Linked DNA regions of Homo sapiens: region 2 is linked to region 1. Evidence: chromatin loops called from intact Hi-C (ENCODE). Cell type or tissue: gastrocnemius medialis. All regions are shown on one strand. Each heading gives the region's core, and the rest is flanking DNA. Links, peaks and the distances in the headings are about the cores only. Region 1 overlaps GNAQ (G protein subunit alpha q). Region 2 overlaps GNAQ (G protein subunit alpha q).

What was found. A loop is a pair of places that touch in the nucleus more often than their neighbours do. Peaks named below come from ENCODE experiments on the same cell type or tissue, not always from the same donor. Only the 100,000 strongest peaks of a DNase experiment are listed, where the experiment ranks them.
Region 2: a loop joins it to region 1, with 2.8 times the contacts of the local background. A loop is called at or near these places in 1 of 110 quality-filtered maps.

What each region holds. Positions count from the first base shown.
Region 1 is chr9:77,806,316-77,809,235 of GRCh38, forward strand. The region is part of intron 3 of GNAQ (G protein subunit alpha q); the gene reads right to left. Among named protein-coding and RNA genes, the nearest start is that of GNA14, 160 kb to the left of the region's middle. In gastrocnemius medialis, for the core only: a CTCF peak has its summit at 1,340; a DNase peak (open chromatin) is centred at 1,196; H3K27ac peaks cover 2,426 bases.
Region 2 is chr9:77,730,799-77,733,718 of GRCh38, forward strand. All of the region lies in intron 5 of GNAQ (G protein subunit alpha q), which reads right to left. Among named protein-coding and RNA genes, the nearest start is that of GNA14, 84 kb to the left of the region's middle. In gastrocnemius medialis, for the core only: no CTCF peak of the experiment used is centred there; DNase peaks (open chromatin) are centred at 683 and 1,373; H3K27ac peaks cover 1,249 bases.

The DNA.
Region 1 (2,920 bases), core at 149-2,648:
TTGAAACTGGATGGCGATGCTTAATTCAGTTAATTTACACATATTTATTGGGAATCTGTTATACATTAATTTCTAATGCAGTGTGTTAGATGGAGGGAGATTGGCACAGAGAACTGGCACAATATATGTTAAAATACCTTCTTTGCCTTTAGGGATTTCAGGCTACCTGTGAAGCAAAGAGAGCACCGATGAATCAATTAAGAAACAATTAAGTGCCAGATTGTGAGCTGCTAATGATGAATGCAATAGGAAGGGAGAGATGATTATGAACTGTAGTCACTGGAGAATAGTGTGCAGTAGAGGTGGGGATGGGTTACTCTGTGCAGACAGAATGGGATTTGAACAGGCAGAATAGGACAGATGACAGATGAGAAGAAATTAGGAAAGGTACAGAACTTCCTTTTTCCTCTATCACTCATTCATTCAACAACTTTTACGGAAAGTCTACAGTAAGCTAGGCACTAGGCTTAGGCTGAGCGTGAACTACAAAGAAAAAAGGACACAAATCATGTCCTCAAGGAGATTATAGTCTGGCAATGAAGAAAAACGTGTTATAAATAACCGTAATACAATGCAGATGTAATATGGGTCAAAAGAGAGCTTCCAGTGATTGCAGCCAAGAGCAATGAGCAATAAATAGGTCATACTGATTTAAGTGGGTCTCCCATGGTCATGTCAGTTATGTCACCTTAATTTGGATATTGCTTCTGTGAGATTAGAACTTTCATTTTGACAAGGATGATCAGGTCTGGAGAGCTGGTCATGCTAACATGAGTTAACGTAAACTAATTATAAATCAAAATTCAATTCATTATTTTCAACTGAAAAGACTTTAACCTGATAATGAACTCAAGAATACCAGAGTCAGCAAGGCTTCTTGGGAAGTGGGGAGTCAAAAAAGGTGCTGAATGACCTTATGGGTTACATAAAGACAGCAAGATTCTTTGGCTCTCCTGTGACTGGAAGTGGGATGGGGTTGTCTTATAATCATGTGCATGTTCTATTAGCCCTCTTACAAAAGACTGTCACTCCTATCTCTGCTTCAATTGATTGCTAAATCCTATGAAACCCTCTCATCAGCTGCAACATACTACCATACCATACCAGACACTATGAGTCAAGCTCACATGACACATAATCCTTGCACTCAGAAGCCAAATCAACTCAATGAACATTTCTGGTCATTCATGCCATTTTTATGCCAGACATTCTTTGTGTGGCATTTAGTGGTACGTCCAGGAAATATGATCTAGAACTTTCTGTTGCTCACTTCCTACCAAACGTTTCATTGTGCAAAGCAGTATCTCTAGAGGACTGCTGAAGGAATGCAGGCCATTGCTTCACTCAGTACTCTAAAAGATATCTCTGGGTTAATTCAGAGCATCAGAGTCTTAAACTAGGTTTTATCTAAATAGCATAAGCAGAATGCTACTGTGTTTTAATAGTTATTCTTCACCTCTAAGAGGGGTTTGAATTTGTGTGTGTGTGAGAATGAAAATCAGATAGTAAATATAAATATTTTAGGACTTTTGGACCATATGATCTCTGTTACAACTATCTGACTCTCCCGTTGGGTCCAAAGCAGCTATACACAATACATAAACAAACGAACATGGCTATGTTCCAACCAAACTTTATTTATAAAAATAGGCAGCAGGCCAAATTTGGCCTGCAGGTTTGCTAATCCCTGTTCTACGGTAATAGGCTTTAGCTAGGCACATCATCATCCTGAGTAAAGACTGTGGAAAGGCCTACAAAGAAGAGGCCAAACTACTCAAAGTCCAAATAAACGTCCTGATAAAATGTGAGCAAACAGCAAACTGACTTGCCCACATCCACCCTGCCCTTTAGGCAGAGTGAAAAAATGATAAACTGGGGCTAAACCCAGCCCTTTTTCCTGTTCCTTCTCTGTAATGAAGGTTAGAGTAGAGTTAAGCATACCTAAGCCTTATCTTTTTATCTTTAAGAGCTTTCTGAAAGGGGAATAATAAAGACCACATCTTAGAATCATCAGCATTCACCGAGGAAGACAAATGCAGGGCTTTTTGTTTGTTGTTTTACCAAAGATTGGAAAATGTGGCCCACTAGATAACAAAACAGGAAGAGAATTAAATATGTCACTCAAGTGAAAAGAATGACACTTTGTGTTATTATTGACACTCTGAAGAAGAGCAAACATATGCAAGATCAATGTCCTCTTCTGAGCTGGTTAAAGATAGCATTTTTAGTAATTTAATCATGTAGAGAATAATTTCTCTGTTCATTACATTTCCAGGTAAATTTTAAGGTGCCAGGTTTTCATTTGACTGCATAGGATAATGACTTCTCAGATAAAGGGAGTCAACTCCAACAGAATCAAAGGACTTCAGAATTTAGGAGGAGAATTTAAGGATTATGTATCACATATAATCTATGTCTGAGGAAAGTGACGCTTAGTCAATGCCCCCGAGGTAGTGAGTAGCAGAGGGAATTCCAGCTGGACCTTGACCTAATATTTTCACCATACAACGGTCTTATCTGCCTTCAAAAGCCTGGAGTAGGCTTAAACTTAAAAAAAACAAAACAAAACAAAACAAAACAAAAAAAACTATCAGAGGAAAGTGAGGATGGATACAATGGCCAAACCAATATACCCTGGAGTACAAGTATTTGACTCATCAGTCAGCAACTTCTTAGCAAGGTACTTCCTCTTCAAGAAGGACTGGCCCTAAGTTAGCTGGATGTGTTACCCTATCTCTGAAATGCCTTTTGTTAAATTCAACATGGCACATAATATATTGGTGCTAGTTCATCATCAGACTCAAAAAATGTAAGCATGCGTTTAGAAAGTCAAACTCCAATGTTGACTTATGCCAAAAAGCCAATCTACTCATGTTCTTTACGGGCTCCGGATCATGTGGAAATTTCAAGAAGGTGTCTG
Region 2 (2,920 bases), core at 254-2,753, 75 kb before region 1:
AATAACACTGAGAAATGATATCTTGTAGCTTGAGATTTTATAGGCTGAATGTTTCAGGACTGAAGACAAAGGCTTTAATAAGAACTGAAATAATTAAAAAAAAATTTAAAGAAAGTTAATTAGATAGTGACATCCCTGATGGGAGAGTGGTGTTTTTCTTTTTAACCCCTTACTTATAACTAGAGAAATTCTAGAAAGTCATGCTGTGGTCTTCAGAGGAGCCCCATCTAAAGAGGTATGTTCACCTGGGCATCAACCCAGCAAGTCTCTATTAGAAAGCCTTATTATATTTAGCATTCTTGAGAAGGGGCGTGATGGGCTCCAAGGGAAGGGGTCCTAGTAGAGCCTTTTCTGGCTGGAGACTTTCAAGGGGAAGTGACTAGACTATGTGCAGAGACAGGGAGGGGAAGTGACTAGACTATGCGCAGAGACAGGGAGGGTGAGCCTGACTTTGCATTGATATAGAAGAAGGTGTACCATGTCTCTCTGATTAACAATTTCCAGACTGGACTGGAGCCCGACTGAGCCCAGCATTGTGTTCCAGAGACAACTTGCCCAGGGTGCTGCCCATCTGCACCCAGTACTGCTGCACTGGGGCTGCTCTGGAGGCAGGTCCTGCTGAAGCTCACCCATGCATGCAGTCTGGGGCTGCTCAAGGACATACCTCCATTCACCAGGTGCCATGTGGACTGAAGCCTGCGCTTCTAGCTCAGGGGAAAGCTAAAATGGGCAGATGACTGGCAGATGAGATCAACTTTCAACCAGGCCTGCCAAATTGAATCTCTGAGGGGACACTCCAGGAATCTGCTTCTTACAAGCCCTCCAGGTGATTTGAATGCACACTCAACTTTGTGAAGCACTGTTAGTGTAGCTATGAATCACATGGGGTCGTCTTAAAACAAGGCTTCTACTTCAGCATGGGGTGGAGCCCGAGGGTCTGCATTTCTAACAAGACCGCATTGAGCTGGAAGGTACAGAAAGCTTGCCAAGCCCAGGACAACAAGGGAGGTGATGCTCTATCCCATTTTCATGATAAGAAGTGCAAGTCAAAACATACAGCCGAGAGTTTGATTCTGTGCAGACTTCTTTTTTTCCCCCCAATTAAGATTCTTTATGCTATGCTATATGATGTTTTCCATAGTAAAAATTCCTTATGCCTTTATTTTTCCTTTATGGAAGAACAGTTACAAACCGACATGCTCTGTTATCAAGCCCCGGACTAAATCCTAAATGGACTAAATGAGATTTTCACAATGACTCATAAGGTAGTGGAACGTGCAGAGTGTGAGGCATAATCCACTTTGCTCAGTAAAAATTGAAATCTATGAGGGAACAGCACGTCCCAGGAGACTTTGTGGCACCTGCTTTGCAGTAATCTGCCAGAGCATGACGTTTCAAGAGGGATCAATGTACGAGCCACGTGTATGACCCATAATATAAAACAAGGAGGTTTTGTTTACTCTGAAGACAGGTTTAAAGGCAGTCTGGGGGGTGGTGGTAATCACGCCCTCTTTTTGGGGTTTTGACCAGTTGGGAAATGTACAAAGAGGATACTAGTAAAGGTCCCCCTCCCTGCCCACCCCCACCGAGATGGTGTCTCACTCTTGCCCAGGCTGGAGTGCAGTTGCGTGATCTCAGCTCACTGCAACCTCTGCCTCCTGAGTTCAAGCGATTCTCCTGCCTCAGCCTCCCTAGTGGCTGGGACTACAGGTGTCCGCCACCACACCTGGCTAATTTTTGTATTTTTAGTAGAGACAGTGTTTCACCATGTTGGCCAGGCTGGTAATGAACTCCTGACCTCAAGTGATCTGCCTGCCTTGGCCTCCCAAAGTGCTGGGATTACAGGCGTGAGCCACCGCACCCGGCAGGATACTAGTAAAGGTTTTACTACCCCTAACACAGGGCTCCTTGTTAACAGGTTGGGCCTAGACTCTGTGTGAGGCTCTAGGAGGCTTCCAACTGCCAGTTGTCCTCACCCACCACTTCTCCTGAGCTGGAAACAACTGTCCCTCTCAATGAAGGGTGGCTTTGGTGCAGGTGAGAGAGCTGGATCAGGGAGAGCAGGGACAGGGTGGGCTGCCAGAAGTAGGTCCTGCCTGGGCTCCACTTCCACAGAGAAGGGAGGACCAAAGAGGCCACAAAGGCTGAGGACAGGCTGTAAGCTAGTGACCATGGTGTGTGTCCTGGTTGGTCTCTGCTTCAGGTACATGAAGCCATGGAAATGTCAGACTCGCCTAGACCACACTGATAGGTAAGTCATTCCTTCTATGGGCTGGAACCAGCCAAAGGGTAGAACACTAAACTGGGAAACATTCACTCCAATCCTTGGCCCTGAGGGAGAAAGATGGGTACCTGCTCCCTGCTTTGTAATTGCAAGCAGGATGGTGTGATCCCTGAGTGTTCTACCCTGACCAGTTATCTGTGAAAGCCCTGTTTGAGCCATCAGCAAAGGGTCTTATACCTCTAATATTTATTTAACATCTCAAATCAATTCTCAAGATCTCCGATATCCTGAACACATTGCTTTTTAATGCATTTCCCTGTTAACATGTAATTGACTAAGGCTGCCTACAGGGTGAAGCTACAAATTCTGGCCTGGCATTCACAGCTTGGCACTGTCTTTAATCTGAGCCCCTACACAAATGGTCTTTTTTCCTGATAAACAGATTCCATGTCACCACTGCCACATGACTGCATGTTCCTGACTTGTGGCCCACAATGCTGTCCCCACTTCTTATCCTTCAATATCCAGGTCAACCCAACTTCCCCAAGCAGTTCTTTCCCAAGCCCCATTGGACTTGCTCCTTCCTCCCATCCCCAGCACAGGATGTCCTATCCCTAGTTTGCCAACGGTTCAGTGGACACATAAGAGAGCTTCTGAGATGCTGGGCATGAGCATGCTGCAGACACAGCCCTTGTC